Regions from separate parts of the Homo sapiens genome. Here region 1 is linked to region 2. Evidence: chromatin contacts called from ENCODE Hi-C or POLR2A ChIA-PET data. All regions are on one chromosome and are shown on one strand. The core of a region is the stretch at or near the end of the contact, and the rest is flanking DNA. Distances in the headings are between cores, read along the strand shown.

Region 1 (4,261 bases), core at 1-2,500, 76 kb before region 2:
CCAGCTACTCGGGAGGCTCAGGCAGGAGAATCTATTGAACCTGGGAGGTGGAGGTTGCAGTGAGCCGAGATTGCACCATTGCATTGCAGCCTGGGGGACAAGAGCGAGACTTCATCTCAAAAAAAAAAAAAAAGAAAAGAAAATATTTGTTGACTCCTGCCCTAGGCTGTAGCTCAGCCCTGTCATTCATGTGCAGTGCAATCTTGGGCAAGTGACTTCACCCCTCTGGGTCTCCTCACTTGTAAAATAGGAATAAAACTGCTCTCCAGAGATGAGGGATATATTTGTATTCTACTGTAGCACAACAAACTATGACAAATGTAGCAGTTTATAATAATCCCTATTGACTTCCTCATAGTTCTATAAGTCAGAAGTCCAGGTGGGTTTAACCGGGCTCCCTGCTTAGGGTCCCACAAGGCCAAAGTCAAGGTGTTGGCTGGGCTGGGCCCTTCTCTGAAGGCTCTTGGGGAGAATCCACTTCCAAGCTCATTCAGGTCATTGGCAGAATTCAGGTCCTTGCAATTGTAGTAACCAGGTCTTTCTTTTTTTTGTTTTTTTTGCGATGGAGTCTTGCTCTCTTGCCCAGGTTGGAGTGCAGTGGCCCAATCTCAGCTCACTGCAACCTCCACCTCCAGGTTCAAGCGATTTTTCTACCTCAGTCTCCCGAGTAGCTGGGATTACAGGCACCTGCCACCATGCCTGGCTAATTTTTGTATTTTTAGTAGAGACGGGGTTTCACCATGTTGGCCAGGCTAGTCTCAAACTCCTGACCTCAGGTGATCCACCTGCCTTGGCCTCCCAAGTGCTGGGATTACAGGCATGGGCCACTGCGCCCGGACCCAGGTCCTTCTTTATAGCTGCCAGCCAAGGTGCTGCTCTCTGCTCCTAGAGACTGTTCTCAGTTCTGTCTCAGGGACCCCTCCAACTCAGTAACTGAAAACCAGCCTCAAGTCAAATCTGTCTCCCACTATGAACCTCTGATGGCCTTTTCTAGCCAAAGAAGACTCTGCTTTCAAAGGGCTTCTGTGATTAGGTTAGGCCCACCCATCTCCCTAGCATAAGGTCTGCTGATTACTAACTTTAATGACATCCACAAAATTTCTCTTGCCATGTCACATAATTATAGCATTAACACCAGGGGGCAGAGGTCAGGAGAATCATCTCAGAATTCTGCCCACCATAGGTGCTGTGCCAAGGGACTCAGAGCACATGTGCTGTGAACACATTCCTTACAGGATCACTCCCTCTGTGCCAGGTGCCACCATGCCAGAAACAGAGGGCAGGACACAGGGACAGGTGGTGCATTCACAAATAATTTGGAAACAAGCCAGATGGTGACCAGAGCTTGCCTCTGAATGCCCCTTGTTGGGGATGCTATACAGAAAGCCCAGGATTTTTAGCTGAACCAACAAGGAGGCTTTGAAAAGGTGACATCTGAGCTGGGTTGTGATACACGTAAAATTTCAAGAAGCAAAGAAAGGGCTGGAACTGAGGGTAAAGAAGGGCTATCTGCTCAAGGCACACATTGATTACGAAAGGATACATCAGTATTATGTTAACAATGAACATAATTGTAAGCTTTTGTATAAACCAGCCTGTTAAGGATTACCAACAGAATAAATGTTAGCATATTTTGAACACCTACCAAATGCCAGGCACTATGTATACTAGGTACACTAGGTATATTGTATTCCTAGCTTATTTAATCTTCAAAGAACCCTACATGGTAGAACTTTTTCTTCTTACAACTTTTTTGAAATATAATTTGCATACTAGAAAAATCACTCATTTAAAGTGTACAATTTAATGGCTTTCAGTAAATTCACAGAGTTGTTCATCTATCACTACTAAAATCGAATCTATCTTAGAACAGTTTTATTACCCTCAGAAGAAATTCTACGCCCCTTAACCATGACACCCTAATTACTCCCTGGCTTCCAGTCCTAGGCAATCACTAATCTAACTTCTGAGTGTGGATTTGCACATTCTAAACATTTTATATAAATGAAAACATAGAAAATGTGACCTTTTGTGTCTGGCTTTCACATAATATGCTACGTGAAAGGTACATCCATGTCTTAACATGTGTTGGTACTTCATTCCTTTTTATTGCTGAATAATATTCCATTGTATGGATATACCACATTTTGCTTAATTATTCATTAATTGACAGACATTTGACTTGTTTCTACTTTTGGCCATTATGAATACTGCAGCTATGAACACTCACATACAAGTTTTTGTGTGGATGTATGCTTTCATTTTCCCTGGGTATGTAACCTAAGGATGAACTTGCAGGATCATATAGTTAATTCTACATTTAACTGATTGAGGATAAGATAGGAATTTGTATCTTCACTTTAGGATTGAGAAAGCTGAGGCTCAAAGAAGTTAAAATAGCTGCCCAAGATTATAGAACAGAGAAGATTGAAACACATATTCATCATACATCAAAGCTCTAGACTTCCATGGCTCTACATACATACAAAATAAGACAGAGGTCTCTTTTAACAAGTCTCATCTTAAAATATACATTTCTCAAGAGCAGAAATTTTTGTCTGTTTTATCTCAAAAAAAAAAAAATGTGATTTTGATTTCTCCAATTAGCTCCACATGAATGGGATTTTGAATCGAGCAAAGAGATAGGCAGGACGAGGACATTTTGTGGGCTTGAGTCCAGCATTGACTTCCTAACTCTAAGGCAATCTTCTGATTTAGTGCTTCCTGCCTTTGGATGAAGCAGGAGCTCCTCTGATGGACCAGCTCTATGTGGTGTTGAGAGCCATTTCTGGAAATTGAGCCTAGAGTTTCTGTCTTCAGCCCTTTGAGGCTGAGAGCCATCTAAACCACTTAACCCATTTCCCGTTTAGAAGAAAAGGTGCAGCTGGTTGCCAGTGCTCATTTAATTTTACATAAACATCCTCCTTGAAGCTGAAGCAAATCTGAATGATTTTTATCTTGAAAATAAAATATAAAAACTGTTTGTGAAGTTATTTCTAAACAAAACTTGTCTCTAGTCCTAATGTAACAGAAATGTATATGATGTCACATTAGGATTAGAAACATGAGTGTTCTCAGGGCAAGTGGGAAATAGGTTAATGAATTCTTGTCTTCTTAACCCACACAAGTAGACATTATAAGTCCCACTCCACAGATGAGTAAACAGAGGCTTCACTGGAAAAGCTAAATGTTTTGTTAGGGGTAACTCTACTAATAGTGGCAAAAGTAGAATTCGACCCAGATTTATCTAACCAGAAACTTGTGTTCTCCCCTATTACTGACCCCCTGTGACAGTCAAGGTGTAGAATAAACTAAAAGGCATTCCACCCCAAGAAAGGAGCTGAATGTTTAGTTAACAACAGAAGACACAGTGGATGGGAGTGGTAGAAGGTAAGATTTCATCGCTGCTGTGATAGTGTTATGGCCAGCATCCCAAGGAAGGCTTTATCCTGCCTTGATCTTCCCATAGGGTTCCTACCCAAGGTGCTATAGACAAGGAACAATAGCTAAATGCGAATCACTGGCTCACTTTGTTAGTATTTGACTTAGTGTCCAATAACTGCCAAAATGATAAAAGTCTGAGGTAGAGTATAAAACTTAGGCCTGGTCGAGCGCGGTGGCTCATGCCTGTAATCCCAGCACTTTGGGAGGCCGAGGTGGGTGGATCACCTGAGGTCAGAAGTTCAAGACCAGCCTGGCCAAAATGGCAAAGCACCATCTCTACTAAAAATATAAAAATTAGTGGAGTGTGCTGGCACACACCTGTAATCTTAGCTACTTGGGAGGCTGAGGCAGGAGAATCACTTGAATCCAAGAGGTGGAGGTTACAGTGAGCCAAAATTACACCACTGCACTCCAGCCTGGGTGACAGAGTGGGACTCTTTCTCAAGAAAATAAAAAATAAAAACATACTGCTGGATGCGGTGGCTCATGCTTGTAATCCCAGTGCTTTGGAAGGCTGAGACAGTCAGATCACAAGGTCAGGAGATCGAGACCATCCTGGCTAACAGAGTGAAACCCCATCTCTACTAAAAATACAAAAAATTAGCTGGGCATGGTGGCACATGCCTGTAGTCCCAGCCACTCGGGAGGCTGAGGCTTGAACCGGGGAGGTGGGTGTTTCAGTGAGCCGAGATCACGGCACTGCACTCCAGCCTGGGCGACAGAGCGAGACTCTGTCTCAAAAATTAAAATAAATAAATAAATAAATAAAAACATATTTAAGCCTGAGGCTAAAGTGAGTCTTTCTACCTGTCTCCAT
Region 2 (4,482 bases), core at 1,646-4,145:
CAAACCCAGGGAGTGGCAGTGCTGATAAGAAAACAGATGTGTCCGACTCATGTGTCAAGTTCAATCACTTGAGAGATTCTCCTACCCATCCCGCTCACTTAAGTCACTTAAGTACTCAATAACCACCCTCTCAGGAGACTGCTCTATGTTCCAGTAAGTGTCCCAAGTGCATTTTACTTTGCAATTTCTCGCCTCATCTCACCGGGGTCAGGGTTTCTTTTGTCTTTTGAGATATCACCTTTTTTTTTTTTTTCAGATGGAGTTTCACTCGTGTTGCACAGGCTGGAGTGCAATGGCACGATCTCGGCTCACCGCAACCTCCGCCTCCCGAGTTCTTCTGCCTCAGCCTCCTGAGTAGCTGGGATTACAGGCATGCACCACCACGCCTGGTTAATTTTCTGTTTTTAGTAGAGACGGAATTTCATCATGTTAGCTAGGCTGGTCTCGAACTCCTGACCTCAGGTGATCTGCCCACCTTGGCCTCCCAAAGTGCTGGGATTACAGGCGTGAGCCACCGTGCCTGGCAGAGATACTAGTCTTTTTTCACAAATTGTAGAGAATCAAGGGGTCAGAAATTATTTGTTTTCAACTCAATACCAGCATTTGATTGGGTGACCAGCAATGTGGCCCAAAGAAAGGAAAGTCGGGCTGGGTGAACACAGTCTTAACATCTGAAGGGGTTAGCTTTTCAAACGAAAAGTACACCAGGAGATTCCTCTCAGCCCCAGGGAATACACCTGCTCCCTTCAGAGGCTACACTCCATACCACAGGTTGTCCTATGGGAGAAAATGACCCAGGAATTAATATTCATTAGACAGTCTTGCAGACATAGCCATGACTGATATCTTGGTTTATTCACAGACAGTACTGGAACCCAGGACCAGGAAAAAAACTAAAGGGTGGCTGAGGACACATCACCCCACAAAAATTCCAAGAAAAACCTTGATGCCAAAACATTCTCATAAAATCTCTATGCCTAGGGAAGATAAAAGGAAAAGAGACAAAGATTTTTTTACAATACAGTGTCAGAAGATTATTCCTTGCTTTCTTCTTATGGAAAATATTTATAAACAGAAAACAAATCTTTTTAAATGTGCCATCCAATGCTTTGTCAAAAAATGTTTAATTAAAATACAGTATCAAAAATGTACACTAAAGGACAAATAGTTAATAGTGTGAATTAGGGAGTAGTGGGAGTTGGCATTTGGGATTGTCAGGAGGAAATGGAAATTTTGTATTTTACTGCAAGCCAGAGTTAGGCTGGAGGAATGGGGGGCGTGGGAGTAGATTTGAGACCCTGCTTAGGACACCTGTGAAAAATGCAGGGGAAGATCAGTTTTGTGTAGGGAGTGAAAATAGTTAAGTGGTAGGCAATTCGACTGAGGTGGCTGTAGTCCCTGAATTCCTACTTTTAAAAGATCTAACTCAAGCCGGGAGCCGTGGCTCACGCCTGTAATCCCAGCACTTTGGGAGGCCGAGATGGGCGGATCACCCGAGGTCGGGAGTTCAAGACAAGCCTGACCAACACGGAGAAACCCCGTCTCTACTAAAAATACAAAATTAGCCGGGCGTGGTGGTGCCTGCCTATAATCCCAGCTACTCAGGAGGCTGAGGCAGGAGAATTACTTGAACACGGAGGCGGAAGGTGCAGTGAGCCGAGATCGCGCCACTGCAGTCCAGATTGGGCAAGAAGAGGGAAACTCCATCTCAAAAAAAAAAAAAAAAAAACAAAAAACTAACTCAAATGCTTTTTTTTTTGTAAATTACTACACTGGGGAAAACAAATACAGGGTTAACTATTAACTGGAATTAAGCTCTGATTACATAACCAGGAAATTTTGTAAGCTGAAGATGGAAATTAAGAAACTACGTAACCCTACCTAACCAATAACTGAATTTGCGTTTTTGTACCATGCGCAAAGTCTTTCCTTCAAGCTCCTCCAAAGGACCACAAACTACATCCCACAGCTGGGTGCTTTACAATTTTAGAACCACTCTTTAATTAAATTCTTTAATATTTTGCAGTGACTCCCCTTTTTTTTTTTTTTTTTTGTTTGAGATAGTCTCATTGTGTCAACCAGCCTGGAGTGCAATGGCACAATCTTGGTCTCCTGGGTTTAAGCGATTCTCGTGCCTCAGCCTCCCACATAGCTGGGATTACAGATGCCTGCCACCACATCCGGCTAATTTTTGTATTTTTAGCAGAGAGGGGGTTTCACCATGTTGGCCAGGCTGTTCTCGAATGCCGGACCTCAGTGATCTGCCCGCCTCCCAGCAAACTGCTGGGATTACAGGCATAAGCCACCGCGCCCGGCCACTCCCATAGATTTTTAATAGGAGAGAATGGGAACTGGGAACCCCACGGACCAAAGCTCTTCCCGCTCATGAACCCGCATCCCGAGTCACTATTCTCACCTGACGCCCCTCCCATGGTTCTTGCACAATCTGGGAGAGACTGCGGAATTGCGCGTGCAGAGCTCCCCAGACAGGGCTACACGTCAGGCACAGTCACTGCGGAGGGAAGACAGGACGCCCGGGGCCCGGCTGTCAGCACAGTCGCCATCTTATGGCTGAAGGGGACTGAAGCCGAGCTGGGCAAGGAGAATTCCGGGCGCAGATTGTGGAGCTGACTGCCGGGAGACCTAAGTCCGCCACGGCCACTTCTCACGGTTCCGACCAGCCCCTCCCCCTCTCTGGGGATGTCAGACTCGGCACTCTCACCATTTCTAGGCTTCCAGGGGGTCCTGGAGTCTTAGCTGTGTATCTCCCAATATCTGCGGGTCACAGGGCCACACAGGCTGGGCCTCTAAGAACAAAGGACACAGAAATGAAGACGAGACCTGGAGCTCTGGCTGCAGCAAGAGCCAAACGCCCCGCCATATTCCGGAAACCGTCCTGTCGCTCCAGCTGCGTGCCTGATTGGATAATGTTTAAGACCCGCCCTCTCAGGCCCTGAGTGACAGAGGGTGATCAGTTGCTGGGCAGAATGAAGCGTGACAGCCTAGCTGCAGCCTTTTCAGGCAGGCTTTCCTCCGAGCTGAGCCAGGCCCACCCTAGAGGGTGTTTGCATTGAACCTTGTGTGTAAGGTCATATGCATTTATAAATATACTATATGGCTAGTCACAAATGAAAAGAATATAATAACAATTACTTTTAAATTTTAGCTTTTATCACCTTCCTAGCTTCTGGTCCTTTGAGCAGGCAGCCTGAGATTTTAAAAAGGAGGCAGTCCTCTGAAATAAAATGTGAGCCACATGTGAATTTTTAATTTTCCAGTAGCCAAACTTTAAAAAGAAACATGAAACACGTGGAATTGATTGTAATAATGTAACTAACCCAATATGTTTAAAGTATTATAATTTTAATATGTGAGCAATGTGAAAGGAAAATATCTTGGGCCCCCAAAATTACTAAGGAAAACTCAAGCTGGGAACTAAAGGCCAATCAGAAACTCAAAAGAATTTGAGTCCACCTATCTGTGACCTGGAAGCTCCCTCCAGCTTCGTGTCTTCCTGCCTTTGCTTCAAGTTGTCCCACCTTTTCAGACTGAACCAATGTACTTCTTACATATATTGATTGATGTCTCATGTCTCCCTAAAATGTATAAAACCAATATGTTCCCTGACCACCTTGGGCAGGTGTCCTCAAGACTTCCTGAAACTATGTCATAGGCGTGTTCTCAACCTTGGCAAAATAAACTTTCTAAATTAACTGATGTCTCAGATTTTCTGGGGTCACAGCAATATGTAATTATTAAGGCACTATATATATTTTTGGAACTAAATCTTCGAAACCAACTCTGTATTTTACTTTTCTAGCAAATTGCAGTTCAGACCAGGCACATTCCAGGCACCCAGGAGCCACACATGGCCAACAGCCACCACGTTGAAGTGCAGCTCTGATGTCAGGTGGGTGGAGGCCCTGAACATCCCTTTTCTGCCAGAGGTGAGGAGACAGCCTCTCTCTACTAACATCTATCTTCGGTTCTGAGGGTGCGATAGATAGTGGCCATAGCAAGGGCAGAGGGCAGCACAAATAAAATAACCACAGGTAGACCACTCTTTGCCACCTGTTGTCCACCTTTCATCCAGAGATCAGACAGTGAACAAAAAATTCTGGGGCCACAGGAGACAGGAGAAGAAAACTCTATGTCTTTGGGTCTGTCCACAGTCTTAACCTCTAACTTTAAGATATGAAGAAGGCCGGGCGCGGTGGCTCACGCCTGTAATCCCAGCACTTTGGGAGGCCGAGGTGGGCGGATCACGAGGTCGGAAGATCGAGACCATCCTGGCTAACACGGTGAAACCCTGTCTCTACTTAAAAAATAGAAAAAATTAGCCGGGCGTGGTGGCGAGCGCCTGTAGTCCCAGCTACTCTGGAGGCTGAGGCAGGAGAATGGCTTGAACCCGGGAGGCAGAGCTTGCAGCGAGCCGAGATCGCGCCACTGCACTCCAGCCTGGGGGACAGAGCGAGACTCCGT

What was found. Hi-C counts contacts between places; a loop is a spot of excess contacts on that map. ChIA-PET counts read pairs that join two places held with the same protein, here RNA polymerase II (POLR2A). Pooled maps may share reads with other maps.
Region 1: a loop to region 2 is called in a map of CD8-positive, alpha-beta T cell, with 5 times the contacts of the local background. The contact joins the enhancer-like site here to the promoter of ZNF429 in region 2. A Hi-C loop is called at or near these places in 11 of 168 maps with a recorded cell type or tissue (CD14-positive monocyte, CD8-positive, alpha-beta T cell, dorsolateral prefrontal cortex and 5 more) and 14 of 50 pooled maps. POLR2A ChIA-PET finds 5 or more read pairs at or near these places in 15 of 52 experiments (A673, CD4-positive, alpha-beta T cell, CD4-positive, alpha-beta memory T cell and 10 more).

What each region holds. Positions count from the first base shown.
Region 1 is chr19:21,578,865-21,583,125 of GRCh38, reverse strand. All of the region lies in intron 3 of LOC101929007 (a long non-coding RNA gene), which reads left to right. Among named protein-coding and RNA genes, the nearest start is that of ZNF429, 75 kb to the right of the region's middle. Within about 2 kb of position 1,250, at least 3 of the 41 ENCODE cell types and tissues checked have a DNase peak (open chromatin) inside an H3K27ac peak, as active enhancers do; they include CD8-positive, alpha-beta T cell, where a contact is called at or near this core.
Region 2 is chr19:21,504,015-21,508,496 of GRCh38, reverse strand. It overlaps ZNF429 (zinc finger protein 429), which reads right to left and starts at 2,895. Exons shown (of 4, transcript NM_001001415.4): 1 at 2,723-2,895. The coding sequence starts at 2,725. RefSeq lists enhancers at 1,910-2,511, 2,207-2,566, 2,577-2,896, 2,512-3,114.